Linked DNA regions of Mus musculus: region 1 is linked to region 2. Evidence: chromatin loops called from intact Hi-C (ENCODE). Cell type or tissue: gastrocnemius. All regions are shown on one strand.

What was found. Hi-C counts contacts between places; a loop is a spot of excess contacts. Peaks named below come from ENCODE experiments on the same cell type or tissue, not always from the same donor. Only the 100,000 strongest peaks of a DNase experiment are listed, where the experiment ranks them.
Region 1: a loop joins it to region 2, with 2.8 times the contacts of the local background. A loop is called at or near these places in 1 of 42 quality-filtered maps.

What each region holds. Positions count from the first base shown.
Region 1 is chr2:11,462,795-11,466,794 of GRCm38, forward strand. No RefSeq gene overlaps it. Among named protein-coding and RNA genes, the nearest start is that of Gm31990, 17 kb to the left of the region's middle. In gastrocnemius, no CTCF peak of the experiment used is centred here; a DNase peak (open chromatin) is centred at 2,049.
Region 2 is chr2:11,330,149-11,334,148 of GRCm38, forward strand. No RefSeq gene overlaps it. Among named protein-coding and RNA genes, the nearest start is that of Gm13293, 7.3 kb to the right of the region's middle. In gastrocnemius, a CTCF peak has its summit at 1,522 (motif pointing right); DNase peaks (open chromatin) are centred at 1,546 and 3,353.

The DNA.
Region 1 (4,000 bases), 130 kb after region 2:
TGGAGGGCATCATCCTGAGTGAGGTAACACATTCACAAAGGAACTCACACAATATGTACTCACTGATAAGTGGATATTAGCCCCAAACCTAGGATTCCCAAGATATAAGATACAATTTGCTAAACACATGAAACTCAAGAAGAATGAAGACTGAAGTGTGGACACTATGCCCCTCCTTAGAATTGGGAACAAAACACCCATGGAAGGAGTTACAGAGACAAAGTTTGGAGCTGAGATGAAAGGATGGACCATGTAGAGACTGCCATATCCAGGGATCCACCCCATAATCAGCATCCAAACGCTGACGCCATTGCATACACTAGCAAGATTTTATCGAAAGGACCCAGATGTAGCTGTCTCTTGTGAGACTATGCCGGGGCCTAGCAAACACAGAAGTGGATGCTCACAGTCAGCTAATGGATGGATCACAGGGCTCCCAATGGAGGAGCTAGAGAAAGAACCCAAGGAGCTAAAGGGATCTGCAACCCTATAGGTGGAACAACATTATGAACTAACCAGTACCCCGGAGCTCTTGACTCTAGCTGCATATGTATCAAAAGATGGCCTAGTCGGCCATCACTGCAAAGAGAGGCCCATTGGACTTGAAAACTTTATATGCCCCAGAACAGGGGAACGCCAGGGCCAAAAAGGGGGAGTGGGTGGGTAGGGGAGTGGGGGTGGGTGGGTATGGGGGAGTTTTGGTATAACATTGAAAATGTAAATGAGCTAAATACCTAATAAAAAATGGAAAAAAAAGAAAGTTTTATTGGATATTTATGTATACCAAAAAAAAATTATTTGGGTGTAGTTGTGTATGCCAACAACCCCAATACTTAGGCTAAGGCAGGAGGATCACAAGTTTGAGGCCAGCCTGGGTTGTATAAGGAAACTCTATCCATCTGCTAAAAAAGGTAGGCTCACATCCATGGGTCATCACCCTAAGATGCTAAATGTCCACATCTCCTCCACGAACTTCCTTGAGTTTTTGTGTGTGTGAGGGGGGGGTAGTTTTATAGCATGCCCTGTTTGTTTGGATTTTTGTATGTCTGTTAAGATGTTCACTTGAAATCTATCTTCGTAACATATTCTGAAGGACACACTATGGGGCTGGATTGATGGCCACAGTGGTTTAAAAGCATAGCTGCTCTTCCAGAGAACCCAGGTTTGATTCCCAACATCTGCATGGTGGCTAGCAACCATCTCTAACTCCAGTTCCTTGGGACCCAAACCCTCTTTGACCTTCTCAGGCTCTTGTATACACACACACACACACACACACACACACACACACACAGAGAGAGAGAGAGAGAGAGAGAGAGAGAGAGAGAGAGAGAGAGATACACCCAGGCATATACACACACATAAACTAAAGTTCCTGGCCCCCTCCATTCTTTTCTATGAACCTAAACACTCTAGATGCCTCATGTAGGTGGATATACTCCCCCATATCTATAATGCTCATTATGGACCAGTGTGATTCTGAAGCAATCTCTCTCAGAATCACACAGGATGTTGCAAACCCCTCCTCCAACACAGAACACTTTGGATAGTCACATTATAAATCTCAAGAGATTGAGGAGGTGTCTCAATCGATAAAGGTGCTTGCTACTCAAGCCTGAGGACCTGAATTCAAATGCTGAGGCCACACATGAAAATGCAGAACATGGCCACATGCATCCTGTAATCACAAAATCGTGTAGGGAAAGGACAGGAGGCTCGCCGAAGCATGGTGGCTGCTACCCTACCTCCAGGTTTGCCGAGAAACTCTGGCTCAGGGAAATAAAGTAGAATGACACAGCAGGACACCCAGTGTGACTCTCTGACCTCTGCACACACGTGTATAATACCACACACATAAACGCACTTAAATAAATGCATCATAAATCACAACCTCCCAGGCTGAGATCTTGCTAAGCCAACTGTGTTGTGCAACTCTGATTAAAAATGACTGAATTCAAACCGATGAGCTGTGGCAGAGAGCACCACTCAGACATAATCCAGTTTGGCTGGGATCCCAGCAGAGAGGTCAAAAAGGCTGATCAGTGCATATTGGCATAGTCAGGACTGGCCCCAAGCAAGGCCCCATTAGCTATGGGGTAAAGCACATTGTTCAAACCGACAAGGCATACATCACCAGGGGCAAATGAACAATGAACACTCATTCCCAAAGGCAGAGGCTGGTGTCCATCGCCAGGAGCTTTGGCAGACAGAATAAGATGTACAGGCTTCAGTGAGTCAGATGGAGTAAGAGTGTGGGGTAAGCATGTGGCTGCCCAGAGACAGTCAATGGAGGGAAACAGCCTAAAGAAAAATGAGATTGCAAGAATCTGTCTTACTGGGACCTGAGTCTAGATGGCTTGGACCAACACTTCCTGCCCCATGCTCAGGAGAAACCTTGGGCAAGAGTGAAACTTCATTTGACTCTCAGCCTCTTCTGCCTCTTCACCAAGCACAACCGAGAGTATTTTTCCTTGAAATTATTTAACTAGTCATACTGGAAAACTTGGTCAACTATTTAGAGTAGTGGGAGCATTGATAGATTGTATCAAGTAACACTTATGTTGGTGGGTTGTTTTGTTTTGTTTTGTTTTTTTAACTAGGTATTTTCTTCATTCACATTTCAAATGCTATCCCAAATGTCCTCCATACCCCCCCACCCCCACCCACCCACTCCTACTTCTTGGCCCTGGCATTCCCCTGTACCGGGGCATATAAAGTTTGCAAGACCAAGGGGCCAACTAGGCCATCTTCTGCTACATATGCAGCTAGAGACACAAGCTCAGGGGTACTGGTTAGTTCGTATTGCTGTTCCACCTATAGGGTTGCAGACCCCTTCAGCTCCTTGGGTACTTTCTCTAGCTCCTCCATTGGGGGCCCTGTGTGCCATCCAATAGCTGACTGTGATCATCCATTTCTGTGTTTGCTAGGCCCTGGCATAGTCTCACAAGAGACAGCTATATCAGGGTCATTTCAGAAAAATCTTGCTGGCATATGCAATAGTGTCAGCTTTTGGAGGCTGATTATGGGATGGATCCCCGGGTGTGGCAGTCTATAGACGGTCCATCCTTTCATCTCAGCTCCAAACTTTGTCTCTGTAACTCCTTCCATGAGTGTTTTGTTCCCAATTCTAAGAAGGGGCAAAGTGTCCACACTTTAGTCTTCGTTCTTCTTCAGTTTCATGTGTTTTGCAAATTGTATCTTGTATCTTGGTTATTCAAAGTTTCTGGGCAAATCCACTTCTCAGTGACTACATATCATGTGAGTTCTTTTGTGATTGGATTACCTCACTCAGGATGATACCCTCTATGTCCATCCATTTGCCTAGGGATTTCATAAATTCATTCTTTTTAATAGCTGAGTAATGTGGTACATTGTGTAAATGTACCACATTTTCTGTATCCATTCCTCTGTTGAGGGACAACTGGGTTCTTTCCAGCTTCTGGCTATTATAAATAAGGCTGCTATGAACATAGTGGAGCACGTGTACTTCTTACCAGTTAGAACATCTTCTGGATATATGCCCAGGAGAGGTATTGCGGGATCCTCCGGTAGTACTATGTCCAATTTTCTGAGGAACCGCCAGACTGATTTCCAGAGTGGTTGTACAAGCTTGCAATCCCACCAACAATGGAGGAGTGTTCCTCTTTCTCCACATCCTCGCCAGCATCTGCTGTCACCTGAAATTTTGATCTTAGCCGTTCTGACTGGTGTGAGGTGGAATGTCAGGGTTGTTTTGACTTGCATTTCCCTGATGATTAAGGATGCTGAACATTTTTTCAGGTGCTTCTCAGCCATTCAGTATTCCTCAGGTGAGAATTCTTTGTTTGGCTCTGAGCCCCATTTTTTAATGGGGTTATTTGATTTTCTGGAGTCCACCTTCCTGAGTTCTTTATATATATTGGATATTAGTCCCCTATCCGATTTAGGATAGGTAAAGATCCTTTCCCAATCTGTTGGTGGCCTTTTTGTCTCATTGACAGTGTCTTTTGCCTTACAGAAG
Region 2 (4,000 bases):
AGAACTCAGTACGGAGACACTGCATTAAAAGCCACTGATTTCCTGGTTTGACATCTCGGGATCACAGTTTTGCCTTGTACCAAAGAGCCAGCAAGAGCAAGAGCATCTCCCGCTACTCTTCTGCAGAATTTTAAGTCTTCTTTGCTTCTTTCGATGCAGAAGAGAAGTCAGAACATCCTAGCTGAGGGAATATTGTCGCAAACTTTTATCTCCACATTCTCAGTCCTGCAGTCAGGGTTTCACACACATTAGGTGCAAGGGAAGTGTTGGGGATTTGATTTCTGCTTACATAGGAATTTGCACGTCCACTGCTGGTCCCTGCCAAGGTTGGTTTGTTGACTGGTCAATAAAGAGCCAGCAGACAATGGCTAGGCAGGGGGATAGAGGCGGGACTCTGAGGATTCCCAGAGAGGAACACAGGACAGAGAGAAGGAGAATCCCCAGGGCAGAAGGAAGGAAGAGGGTACAAACATGAGAGCCTTGAGAGCCACGGAAGACAGAGAAGCAGCCATGTAAGAACCACGGGAAAGCAGTCCCGGGCCACTCCCCATTTGGATCTGGGGTAGCAGAGATGCAGGATAGATTTTAGAAAGTAATAACTCAAGAATATCTGAAGTGAGTGTGTTAGCCACAGGGAGGTTCAGGAGTGGCCCAGCCATTGGGCTACTTAAGGCATATTTAAAATATCGCAGCGTGTTTGTTGTCTTTCATTCGTGAATACAGAGCACTCTGGCTGGTCCAGGGGAGCCTCGAGTACCCACCTGGGAGCATGGAGCGGTTTTAATACGAACTGCTACAAGAAGGAAGGAAGAGAAGCAGAAGAGGGGAAGAGGGAGGGAGGGAGGGAGGGAGGGAGGGAGGGAGGGAGGGAGGGAGGGAGGGAAATATATATATATTTCTCTTCTGTATATATACACTGACTGGGTTCATCACTTGAGTCAATGCTAAGATAGACCTGAGAAGAGCATCCCAAGGAAGGAAGGGTTGTTGTGGCTCACAGTTCCAAGGATGCAGTCCACAGTGGGAAAGGACAGCAGCTGTGTGGGGCAGCGGGTCACACATTCTGCATTCAGGAAGCAGAGTGGTGCCTGAGGCTGCTCAGCTCTATTTCTCCTCTGTTCAGTCAGAGACTCCAACCCAGACCATTCAGGGTGGGTTCTACTTCAATTAATATAATCTAGATAGTACTTTACAGACAAACCCAGGTATCTGTTTCCAGAATGATCCTAAATCCCATCAGGTTGAAAATAAAGATTAGCCTTCACACACACACACACACACACACACACACACACACACACGATACACATCACACTACCCACCATACACATCTCACACATACACACATATACCATACACATCACACACACCACACCATACATATCACACACATGCACACACACCATACACATTACACCATATACACCACACACATACCATATACATCACACATACCACACATATACACATACATGCACACACACCATACACATCACACACACTCACGCACATAACTTGAGGCTAGATCACCACTAGAGGGCAGCAGAGGAACGTGACAGAAGATGCTACTGCCGTCGAAAACGTTTTGTGAACCAAAATGAACTGGATTCTCCTGCTTCCTTCCTTCCTTCACCGTGAGCATCCTTCAAGGGAAGCTTGAGGGCAATCTACAAGAGTAATCCCAGCACTCAGGAGGCAGAGGCAGGCGGATTTCTGAGTTCGAGGCCAGCCTGGTTTACAAAGTGAGTTCCAGGACAGCCAGGACTATACAGAGAAACCCTGTCTCAAAAAAAAAAAAGAGAGAGAGAGTAATAGAAAGATGTCTAGCCAAAGGATGGTACGATGCAAGGACAAAATGTCACAATAGAGCCCATTATTACTGTGTACAATTAATAAATACTAGTGAATGGGGTGTATTGTAGGAAATAAAGGGGAAAACCTGCTTGTCATAAAGTGATTCAGAGCCCTGACAGCGAGCCTCTCAGGTCATGTGATCAAGGACTCTCAGTAGACAGGTCTTTGTGGAGCTCTTTGCCCTCCTGAGCTCAGTCTCTTCATCAATGAAAGGATCGTATTGATTGTATTCACTGGGTAAACACTCAGGTCACACAAACAGACCAGTGCAAACCTCCCTGAAACCAGCAAAGAACACTACAGATGACAGTGCAAATACTGTTGCTGACAGAGAGTTTGGGGTCATGGTCTGCTCAGTTCTCTTACAATTCCCCAGGAAGAGCCACAGATAGTAGGTTCTAGAAAGGAGAGAGCTGATGAGCAATGCTTTCAGCACCTAAGAAGATGTTCGCCAACCAGGAGATAGTTGTTGCTGAGTTTCTTAAATGCTCCCGTGCAGAAGACCCATAAACTTACCAACTGAAGTGAGCTTCACTCTTGTCATTTACCAAGTGAGGAGTGGCATTGTCCATGGGTATCTGAGACATGGTCAGTCTCCTGATATGGTACTCACCCTCCCATGTTGTAATGCAAGCTGTCTACTCTCCTATGTCACTTCCTCTTCCTGACACTTGCAAGAGAAGGGGTGGGGGCTGGCTGTTATTTTTCACTACCAGTAATTCCTCTGCAGCCACCTGCTGTGTCGCAAGGTTTCTAGAATCAACCAACACACCATGACGTCTTCCCCCTAAGATCAGGGAGTGAAGAAGACAGAGAGTAGACTGTAGCTAACTGCGTAGGGCACTAAAAGGGGGTCATGTTGTAAATTAAGGAAAGCCAGGGCAGAAGGATTTGGGTGTTTTGGTGAGAAAATTTAGGAAGAGAGTTATGAGGGACATCTCCATGTGGTCACTAACTCAGCTCAGATCTAATGCAGCGATCCAACCCCGGTTCCTTCTGCTGGCCTAATAACTTCAACGCTGCTTTTTCTCTCCAGTCTCATGTGCACCTCACGAGATGTGCGCTCAAATTTGTTTCCACATACTAGCGGCAGAAAAAAGAACACAAAACTCTAGCACTTACTTCTCCCTCCATCTCTACTCGGTATGGTCCCCTCTGTGTCAGACATTTTTCACAGTGACAATTTGATTGGACCTAGAGTTTTTAAGTTCAGATGCAGGTACCCTAAATTCAGTTGCCTCCGTGGCTGGAATGACCACATCCCCGCTCTACCTAGAACACTCTTTGCTCATGAGTTTGGGGAAGTAACCAAACCAGCCCACCAGACCATGCTAAACAAACAACCCAAGGGAAGGGCCAGGCTTCCTGGAAGGCTAAAGGGCTTGCACTGATGCCCGCCTTTAATCGCGTTTGAGCCATTTAAACCACATGATGGCAAGCTTCCGCTGCCCCTCCCCTACAGCCCAGCCTCCCGCTTTTTCTCTTGCTGTGCTTCCTCATCTCATGACGCTGGCAAACCTTCAGGCTGCTTATTCAACCTGTCGCAAGACACTCTCTGTGCCAAAGAAAAAGAAAGAGAATGAAGGGGCCCTGTGCTGGCTCCAGGGCACTGGCTGCCAGGCTAGCCCAGGATGATGCAGCCCAAGGCCCCATCAATAGCTGGAGGCAAGCAACACAAACGAGCCTTCTGATTCAAAGTCTGCACCTAAGGAAAAAAAAAAAAAGAAGGAGCTAATTCTTAATGTCATGATCCTGTGCATCCATAGCCGAAGCCCATAGCCACTCACGTTCATACGATTACTCAAACAGATATTTGTTGAGGGCCTACTATGTGTAAGACACTACGCAAACAATCCTTTACTTGTATGGACCATGTAGAATACATAATGACTCTTATGACTCAGCAAGAAAATAACAAAAGCCCGAGCTAAAAATGGAGGAATTGAATAGATTTTTTTTTCTCTAAAATCTGGACAAATAGCTAGTAACAATACGAAAAGATGTTCAATATCATTAGCTGCTACACTGTGAATAATACTATTGTAAAAATTGTGCAATGTGTCTTTTAAAAAATAGTCTGGCAATTAAAGATTTTTTTAAAAAAAAACTGTACACTCACCCTCTTCCTGCTGCCTTCAGATCACGA